Regions from separate parts of the Homo sapiens genome. Here region 1 is linked to region 2. Evidence: chromatin loops called from intact Hi-C (ENCODE). Cell type or tissue: natural killer cell. All regions are shown on one strand.

Region 1 (5,000 bases), 940 kb before region 2:
AGTAATGATTTACTACAAATAGCTCAAATACACATTTCAAAATTAAAATTACAGAAATAAAACATTTTCCCACAACTTCAGACATAAATAGAAATTGCAGTGTTTTTCAATACACTACCAAAGTTTAGAAAATACCCCAAGAATTTAAGAAATATTGGAGAATACTTTGGTTTATTTATTTTGCTTTAAGTAATCAAATCAGCTAAAATTTAATATCAAACAATCATTTTATTCCGAAGTGCTAAAAACTAGGAGTAGAATTAAAAATTCCTTAAGATTTCTTAAATTCACAGATTCACATTTTTTCATGGCTTAATGAATTCAGGGGCTATGACTCTTCCTAATTAAGATGGTGCTTACCATGATATAATAGATACTCATTTCCCTTTTTTCTCTCTGAATTTCAAAAATAACTATGCAATCTATAAGAACTGTTAGGCCATACTGTGAACAGCTTTAAATGATTAAAACTGAAAGTTTATGAGTGCTTTCAAAAATTGTATTTAAAAAAAAAAAAGTACTATGCATTCTTATGTAAAAGTCTCCAGGAATTTTGTTGGTTGGCGGGGAAATTCAAACTTGGGAAGACATTTTCAGAAATGAGTGTTTCTCAAAAATCACATTTGTACTTAACACTGCCCATCAGCCATTCTGAGTCATTACTTGTATAGCTGCCTGGCACAGCTCCATGCACGTTTATGCATCTTTACAGTGTTTCTCAACAGACTGCCATATTTTGTTTACTGACAGCAACTAAAAGCTCTATGTGGGATGATAAATAAAGAACATCATGTTTAAAAATCACTAATATCATTTTAAAAGGTAGTGCAGCCTTGTGTTTTGGCCTCTCCTTAGCTGTGTTAGGCCTATGAATGACAGCTTCCCTGCTTGAAGCACACAGAAAGCACAGCCTTCCTCATTCACTGACAGGACTGTGGCCTTTTCACACGTTCCTTCCACAGCAGTGTTTGTCCCCAAACACTAGAACTCGACACAATGGCATTCCTACTTCAACACCCCCACCAACAGCACCACTACATAACAAGAATGCTAATGAGATGGAACGGCCCTGTCGCTGAAAGTGTTAACTACATTTCATAGGAATGCGTTTATGCAATTGCAAAGATTACCAATTAAATAGATTCTGCTTAGCTCCAAGCAATTTCCAAGATGCTTCCACTTTTAAGGAAATAAATGTGATAAATGTATGTCTAAGTGACTTTGTGCTGTTCTAAATAAAATATCTCATTTTAATACACACGAATCAGTATATATTTAAGACCACCCTAATGTAGTGTGCTTAAATCAGTTGCATGCTATAACAGCCAAGCTAAAGTTAAAAATTGAAAAATGAGTAAGTTTGTAAACATAAAACCAGTAGCCCTGACTTTTCTTTTAAAGCTATATTATCGCAATTTATTTAAAATAAATTTCCTTTGGGAATGACAAAATTTAAAGCTTATATTTCGACAGACATCAAGATAATATTGTTGTTTTTATATGTGGTCTCAAAAGTGAAATAAATTGAAATAATATCAAGAATAATCTAATCATACGATTTATAAACTTTAATTTGTTAAGGAAATAGGAATCATCATCTACCTCCATTTCACCTATCTAAAGATTCTTTAAAACAATCTTATATAAAACTAAATAGAAAAGGCTATACCAAAGGTCAAATGAAGTAAGTGTAGTTGAAACAAAGTTCATTAATTCTTAAGAAGGATATTTGCTAGGAAATCCCACTCACAAATAAAGATATTGTCAGGCTTAACACCTAAGCACTGATGGTCTGTTAAGGGTATGACTACAGGGACTTCTCTAAACATTCAAATAATTTTAAATTAAGTCTTAATATAACACTACAAAAGAAGAAAACCTCAAGCATACATAAAATAGAGCACATCTAAAGCAACAGAAATTTACATAAAAATACATAATGAGCAAACTTCTGCTTATTTTTCTTCATTTTTATATTTCCAAATAAAACTTAAGTATCATATTAAAACTGCTGAATGTAAAGCTATGAATTATTACAACTTAGTGGAAGAAAAAAGCTTTAGGAGAAATGGCAAAGAGCATAGGTTTCAAAATATTCTTAAATTTCATATAATGTTGAAATCTTTACAGACTGCCCAAACAGACAATCACAGAGACACTAAAATGTTAAATTTTGTTCATAATTTAATATTTAATAAAATATATTTTTCATCAATTTTGAGTCATAAAGAATTTTTTAATGAAAGCAGTAAGTAATTCTGAAAGTATTTTTTTCTTACAATGCACAGAGCTCTTTTAAATCTAGTATAGCAATTTATACTTCTTTAAATTTTACATGTTTAAGACAGTGGAAGAAAAACATGCCATTATTTCTGGGATGTTTCTTATTTCTAACATCCTTACTTGAAATAAAACTTAGAAAATGTTTAAGCTTGTCTTTAGATTTTATTTAAACAGTGCTTTTCCTGAATTGGAGAATTGTCTCATTATTTCTTCTAACATTAAATAATTTTAAATTTCAATAAGTGGAATCAAACCACATTAATTCCAAAAAATTATTGTAATGCAATTAATCATGATCCATTTTATAATATCATGATATCTTAAAACTTAAATAATATTTCAACTACAATAATTTAATCTAAATGCAATAAAATATTTTATACTAGTTTCTATATATAATGGCTTAATAAAGAACATTCGTTTGGATTTTTCTTTCTTTCATTGTATTATTATGAATAGTCTTATCTATGATAATTATAATCCTGTTTCTGGATTTGCTGAATATAACGAGACAAACCAAACACATTTTGCGAAGTTTTCTTGGGAAGATGTTTTTTGCTAGTTCTGGATACCTTAGTACAACACTTTATTCCAAAGTCAATACAAGTTGTTCTTTTCCAAACTCGACAGCAGGAGGTGCTGTGTGAACACTAAGACTGATAGCCCATTCCCACCTCCCCTTCCTCTCTGCAAGCAGAGAATAATATAGCATGATGCTTTCAAAATATTCATTTTTCAGCAGTCTGTGGTCTCGGATAATGAGCCCAGTTCTAAACTGGAACCTCCCAGTTCAAAATATAAAACCTAGTCCTCATTTAGCTTGGTAAAAACATGTGCTTCGATTCTTAAAACCAAGTACAAAGAGGATTTTTTAAATGTGGCAATTCCATTTTTATGTTATAAATGGCATCAGTTATTCTGCTTTACAAATGTGAATCCTACTTTAAGATAAATCAAAAGTCCCTATACATGATTATAAAAATACCAGCCTTTACCCACACACATACAAACATGAAATAAATACACAGGAATTAAAGGACAAAATCCGGTTTAACCTGATTCAAATAAACTAACTCTGTTTCTATACTTTTGACTCCTGAAACAGACAAGTTAAATAAGGATAAATGAAGTAAGCTACTCTTGACATGAAGTTGATTCACGATTTCATTTTTCAGAATGTGATTTGTTGTATTCTAGCCCCCATAAATCTGATTTTATGCTGGAAAAAAATAGAATGCTAAACATTTCAACCTTCAAATGACTTAGGAGCTATTTATTCTCTTATTTAAAGTAATTGTCTATAGAATTTCCATGTAAGAAGCTGCCTTCACTTTGCCCAGTATGCGCTGCAAGAAAAGATGAGACATATGACATCTTATACCAAAAGACAGATACAATTAGCTCCATTATTGTTGGCTTTGAGATTACAGAAACAGCATTTTTGGCTCCCTAACAGGCACTGAGCTCACAAAATACATGTCACAGTTCTTTTATGACACAAAGCCAATCATTGCCTCTATACAACCAAGTATATTTTTAAAACATATAATAAAGAAATTTTTAAAGAGGGATGACTCACCTGTTTATAATATTTTTTTGCAGACTTTAATCGTTGGTACAGGGCCAAAAGAACTCCTTGGATGTACATCTTAGCTCCTGAGGGGCTGAAACCTTCTCCCTTAGAGACCCAAAGTAGTCCTCGCAAAGGTGTGATGGAATTTTGCAGGCATTTTTCAAGCAGAGGAACTATGCAAGAAAAGAAGGGAAAAAAATTCTTTTGACCCAACCCAACCGAAATACACTGCCTGGAACACAGCCCCAATACCAGAGCTAACTCTTAACATCTATTATTTATAACTGACCTGGGTTAAGTCTTAGAGAGGCAATTCCTGCGTTACTAGTGGCCACCATGAAGGATGTATTTATATTGAGACACCCCCCATGCAAGACTCATAAGCTTTGTGAGCACACCTGAATAGTTCTGAAGTGTGCCTAACTAGCTGCACAGAGTGTCATGGTGTGCACTGATTGCCTTATCTTCTCATTTATCACAGATGAGTTGGAACCAACCTTGCTGAAACCTACTTGCATTGTCCTGATAAAACTGTAAGATCCATGTTGTTTCTGTACATAGCTTCTTGTAGAGCACTCTATATACCTAAAACATCGCATCTGGAAATTATTCATAAAATATAATCCACACCTTTATAAACCATCCTATTTCATGATTTTTGTTGCATTCCTTAAGTAACCCATACAACAGCGTGGCAAGACTGTTTAAAAACAGGGGGCAGAATCTTAAACAAGCATTTTATCATACCTTTCTTTTTTCAGTTTCTGGAATATGAAACAGTCAAGGATTTAGGAATGCTATTCCAGCATGCGTTTTGTAAATAGATAAAAGATATTTACTTATGGGTATGTACTGCAACATCCATAAGGAGTTGACAAACATGTTTATACACTTTTTCACACGATTAGTTAATAAAGTCTTTCTAGTGTAAAATAGTCCAATAACATGGCAGCTAGCTAACATTTTTCAAGATTTAATTTTCCTCTGAAAAGCCAGAAATCAAGAAATAAAAATGGCACACTTGGGAATCCAGAAAAAGTAAATGATATTTTTCTTTACTTGGTCATTATTTAAGTATATACATGTGACACAAACTTAAACATGCAAAATAACTATAGGTATTGGCTACCTTATTCTGATACAC
Region 2 (5,000 bases):
CACCCAGCTAATTTTTATTTATTTATTTATTTATTTATTTATTTATTTAGTAGACACAGGATCTCCCTATGTTGCCCAGGCTGGTCTTGAACTCCTGGGCTTGAGAGATGTTCCTGCTTCAATTTCCCAAAGTGTTGAGATTACAGGCATAAGCCAGCAAGGCCAGCCTTAAACCAGAGGTTTTAAATTTGCCTCTATCTCTCTCTTTTACTCTTTTAGCAGTGGAACCCTCTTTTCCAAATTAGATCTTAAGTGGAGCCCCAAAAAGGCAGAGCGTTCTGGTAGAAGCAGGGGCAGAGCCCCCAGCCCCTTGGCCACACCCTCCAGGTTCTGGTCCCTACCCCATTGCTGGAAAACCACTGCCCTTGAGGAATATTCACTATTAACTATTAGCAATCGAAAGTATTTTGAAAATAAAGCCCCATGCTATTACTGAAAACATGAATAAGAAGATTAGAAGACAGCCAAACAATGCCCTTCAAAATGTCTGTCCACCTCCTTTTCTTTTTTCTTTCCTTTTTTTTTTTTTTGTTTGAGACGGACTCTCTATCTGTCGCCCAGGCTGGAGTGCAGTGGTACGATCTCGGCTCACTACAACCTCCGCCTTCCGGGTTCACACCATTCTCCTGCCTCAGCCTCCCAAGTAACTGGGACTACAGGCGCCCGCCACCACGCCCAGCTAATTTTTTGTATTTTTAGTAGAGACGGGGTTTCACCATGTTAGCCAGGATGGTCTCTATCTCCTGACCTCGTGATCTGCCTGCCTCGGCCTCCCAAAGTGCTGGGATTACAGGCGTGAGTCACCGCGCCCAGCCCTTTTTCTTTTTTCTTTTCTTTTCTTTTTTTTTTTTTTTTTTTTGAGACAGGGTCTCATTCTGTCACCCAGGCTGGAGTGCAGAGGTACAATGGTGGTTCACAGCAGCCTGACTGCCTCAGCTCAGGTGATTCTCCTACCTCAGTCTCCCAGGGTAGCTGGGACTACAGGTATGTACCACTATGCCCGGCTAATTTTTTGTATTTTCTATAGAAACAGGGTTTCACCATGTTGCCCAGGCTGAACTCGAACTCCTGGGCTCAAGCAGTCTGCCCACCTTGGCATCCCAAAGTGCTAGGATTACGGACATGAGCCACCATGCCTGGCCTGACTCCCACCTCTTTAAACACAATTTTTTTTGCAACCTGGTATTCTTTAAGTTTTCCTTGCAATGACTCCTATTTCATTTGTCATATCACCCATTTTCTCCTTGTCTGATACTCATGGCTACTTATCTTTAAAAGTGGTATCTTATGTCCATTTCGTGACTCACCCCTACACACACTAACATGCATGCACACATACACACAATTAAGAGCTACCTAAAAGTATAAATTTCTTAAAACCATTCTACAAAAATGAAAAATGAGCTATAGATCCACTGGTAAGAATCCTTTTGAATCTCCCAACAATCTCTACCACCAGTCACATTGCCAAAAATGACCACAGACAATTGTCCCCATCTGACTAATGTCCTCATCGTCAAGAATGGGATTTGCTGGCAGGTTTGGATCTGACATGAGTTGCAACACCCTGATCAGCTCGTGGGGCCTAGGCCCTGTTTTAATTCAGAGCTGGTATTCCTGCAGGATTCCCCACTACCTTCCCCTTCACTCTGCCGGTTTCATTAGGCAATTCTTCCCGATCTAAACACTCACTGTATGGTAGGTTGCAAAGCCACAGTCCCTACCCCCAGCCCCAGAGAGGCCCAGAGGGAAAGTCAGCAGGTACAATTATAGCTTTCACATGTCCTTCTGGAAAGAGGAGTTAAGTGTTATTTTATATATTTTTCTCAGCACCGTGTCAGTGATTTTCTCGGGAAGCACAAGGCTCCTGCTCCCCCCGCCCACATACAATGAAAATTTTATGGAAAAGTTATCCAGAGGAAGGATGGCAACGTTTTGTTTTGTTTTTTCCTGAAAGCCATGTGGGCTATTTTCTACTGCATACTACTGTCAAGAGCGGAATCACAAATAAATCTAAGAAGCAAGGAGAGGGGTATAAAATATAAACAAGGAAGGAAAGAAAGAAGGGAGTTAGCGAAATAAAGAGAGCTCCACATTTATTAAGAAAAAAAAGAATAAATTGGTTTTTTTTTACAAGCGACAGAAATTGGCCTACAAAGGGCCTTTCCTACTTGCATCCCCAAAACCAACCCGCCAAGCTATGGGCATTCATGGCTCTCTTGTGCCCTCTAGTGGGCAAAGGTGGTCCATGTTTTTTCCTTGAGTGACAGCCAGAGTCTCTCATGCACTTGTCGGCCTTCTTATTACATCATGAATTTTGATAAGCCCATTAGCCAGCCAGGCAGCCAGGAGGAGGATGTCTTTCTCACTTGATGACTACACAATGAGGAGTAATATATTTTAATTTAAACACCATAAACCTATTGAGTGCTTAATTAACTTTAACCGTCTTTAGGGGAATGAAGCCAATTTGAGGGGGTCAAAAGGAGTTGTTTCAATATCAAACAGTTTTACATAGTCAATCCATTCATTCGGCCTACAGCTACTGATTAACACACAAAATTAACATGTTAGTAAAAATTCATATTCAGGCCTCTGGGGAAATTAAGATGCGCATGCACAGGGCATGATTAGCACAGCTATTGTTTTCTCCCAACAATATAATTTAATGGGTTTTTAGAATTACAGAAAGAGAGACTCGGTGCTGGTTTGAATTGATTATTTACCACAAAGCTTTGAAATATAGAAAAGATAGAAAACATCTCAAGCCAAAAAGGCCAGCGAACAGAGGCGGATGGGCTCAGAGCGAGTGTATCTCACTAAGGAGGTTGGCGGGATGAACTGATGGAGAGGCAGGCTGGGCATCCCAACTCGACATGAGCCAGGGCCAACGGGACCAAAGAGAGGATTTCTGGCTGCCTGGAAAAGCACAGTAAGGGCTGCCTGCCCAGGGAGGAGGAAATTATTTCATTTAATATGTAATCATATTATACATACAGTCTATTTCCCAGAAGTATCTAAGGCAGATTATGTTATTTAAACATACTAAAAATAATAAATTTTTAAAAGAATTTTTTTTAAAAAAAAAAAGATAGGGAGTCAATGAGAAAGAACAAAGAGCAACTGAGTAAGGCAGTTACCACATTCGCAAAGCAAATTTAGTTCTGAGCTTCCTGGCAGCCAAGGAAAAAGTGCCAAGTACACTAGGATATATGGTTCTCATTACCTGTTGCCTTCAAAGGGATGTATAAGTTTGACTGAATAGATGTGTTTCCTTCCTCATGCTAAATTTGAGAGCAACTGATTGTGTAGTTACTTACAGAAAGGTCACTGAGTAAAAGGACTGTCAATGTGTTTGTCTGTTTATTTATTTATTTATTTATTCTAAGACAGGGTCTTGCTCTGTCACCCAGGCTGGAGTGCAGTGGCATGATCTCAGCTCACTGCAGCCTCCGCCTCTTGGATTCAAGCAATTCTCATGCCTCAGCTTTCCGGGTAGCTGGGACTACAGGTGCCTGCCACCATGCCCAGCTAATTTTTGTATTTTTAGTAGAGATTGGGTTTCGTTATGTTGGACAGGCTGGTCTTGAACTCCTGGCTTCGAGTGACCCACCCTTCTTGGCCTCCCAAAGTGCTGGGATTACAGGCGTGAGCCAACACACCCACCCCTGTCAATGTGTTTAATGACAGCTTAGCAAAATATACAGAAATGTTCTTTAGAGCTTCTTTTGTCAGCACTCCATAACAGGCAAGCACAGAGGTTCAAGTTGAAACTCAAGAAAGCCATTTCTGTAGGGAGGTAAAATAATACTGTCTAGATATATATTTTTTGATAATCCTTCTTCAATCCCTATGGTAATGGTAATTTTAGGACCCAGACAATCAGGAAGCAAAGAGGACTTGGTCTCAAGATGGAATTCACAGGACTTGTACAAGAACCTCATAACTGGCCTGGTTGCCTTCAGTCTCTCCCTCTGTCCAAACCATCTATACATGGCCAAGAAGTGAATCCTCCTGTAACATTTACTTTAATTTCCCTGTATCTGCTCAAAGATCCTCCAATGCCTCCTCTCTCCCCACATGATCTATTTTCAGCCTCATCTCCCAACACCCCTGACACACCCTGCAGCCAACCATGAAGGTCTTTCCTCATGCCCTCCACATGCCTTGTTTAATCCCACCTCTGTTGCTCATGCCACCCCCCCATCCCACTCTGACCTACTTTTCCTCTGCTTTTCCACTTCTTCGAATCCTCCTTCCTCCTCCAAAATTTTCCCCTTCTTCTCAAAGACTAATTTTTCTATCTCAGCTACCTTTTTGTTGCTCCTGAGAAATAGCTTTTAAATTGCCTACAAGGTCATGTTCCTCCTCCTTAACATAGTAACCCAGACCCTCCAGGCTGTGGAACTCCCCCTTTTCCCCAGATTCTCCACCGATGTTCAGCCCTCCATGCTCTGTCCTTTGCCCACCCGTCCGCCTTGCTGTCTAGCCTCTGCTTTCGACCTGGCAAACTCCTTCCCAAGACTCAGTGCGCCTTAGACTTCTGGGAAGCTGTGTGCTGCCAGAGTGAGGCTCCTTCTGCCCTCTGCTCCCAAAGGCCCCTGCACACACCTCTTCCCTAAGCAGCCACAGTTTCCTGTGAATGTTGAGGTCAGCTTCTCCTCTGCCAGCTCCTTGGTAACAGGTGGGATGTTTTAGTGGCTTTTTCTTTTCTTAAATCTCCTGCGGCTGCTGGTGCGTGGCACTTAATAGGACTCGGCAGATGCCACAGAACTACTTCATCGGCTGATCCTCCACCAGCAGCACACCCACCAGGCTCACAGCGCCTGCGTGCCAGGGTGCCTGGGCTCCACTTCTCTGCATGCCTTCATGTGCCTCCTCAGCTGCCTACTGTTGTAGGAAGAACCTTCACTTCTCTGTGTCTGTCCACCTGGCTACCCACTCTCCAATCCCTTATCTCTTCTCTTGATGGCTTTTATTCGCCAAAAAAGCCTGGCAAA

The links. Peaks named below come from ENCODE experiments on the same cell type or tissue, not always from the same donor. Only the 100,000 strongest peaks of a DNase experiment are listed, where the experiment ranks them.
Region 1: a loop joins it to region 2, with 5 times the contacts of the local background. A loop is called at or near these places in 47 of 110 quality-filtered maps.

The regions. Positions count from the first base shown.
Region 1 is chr11:31,237,588-31,242,587 of GRCh38, forward strand. DCDC1 (doublecortin domain containing 1) reads right to left here. Exons shown (of 39, transcript NM_001387274.1): 9 at 3,863-4,029. Among named protein-coding and RNA genes, the nearest start is that of DCDC1, 130 kb to the right of the region's middle. In natural killer cell, no CTCF peak of the experiment used is centred here; a DNase peak (open chromatin) is centred at 2,934.
Region 2 is chr11:32,174,164-32,179,163 of GRCh38, forward strand. No RefSeq gene overlaps it. Among named protein-coding and RNA genes, the nearest start is that of SNORA88, 33 kb to the left of the region's middle. RefSeq lists enhancers at 1,327-3,276, 1,781-3,025. In natural killer cell, CTCF peaks have their summits at 2,200 (motif pointing left) and 2,399; a DNase peak (open chromatin) is centred at 2,218.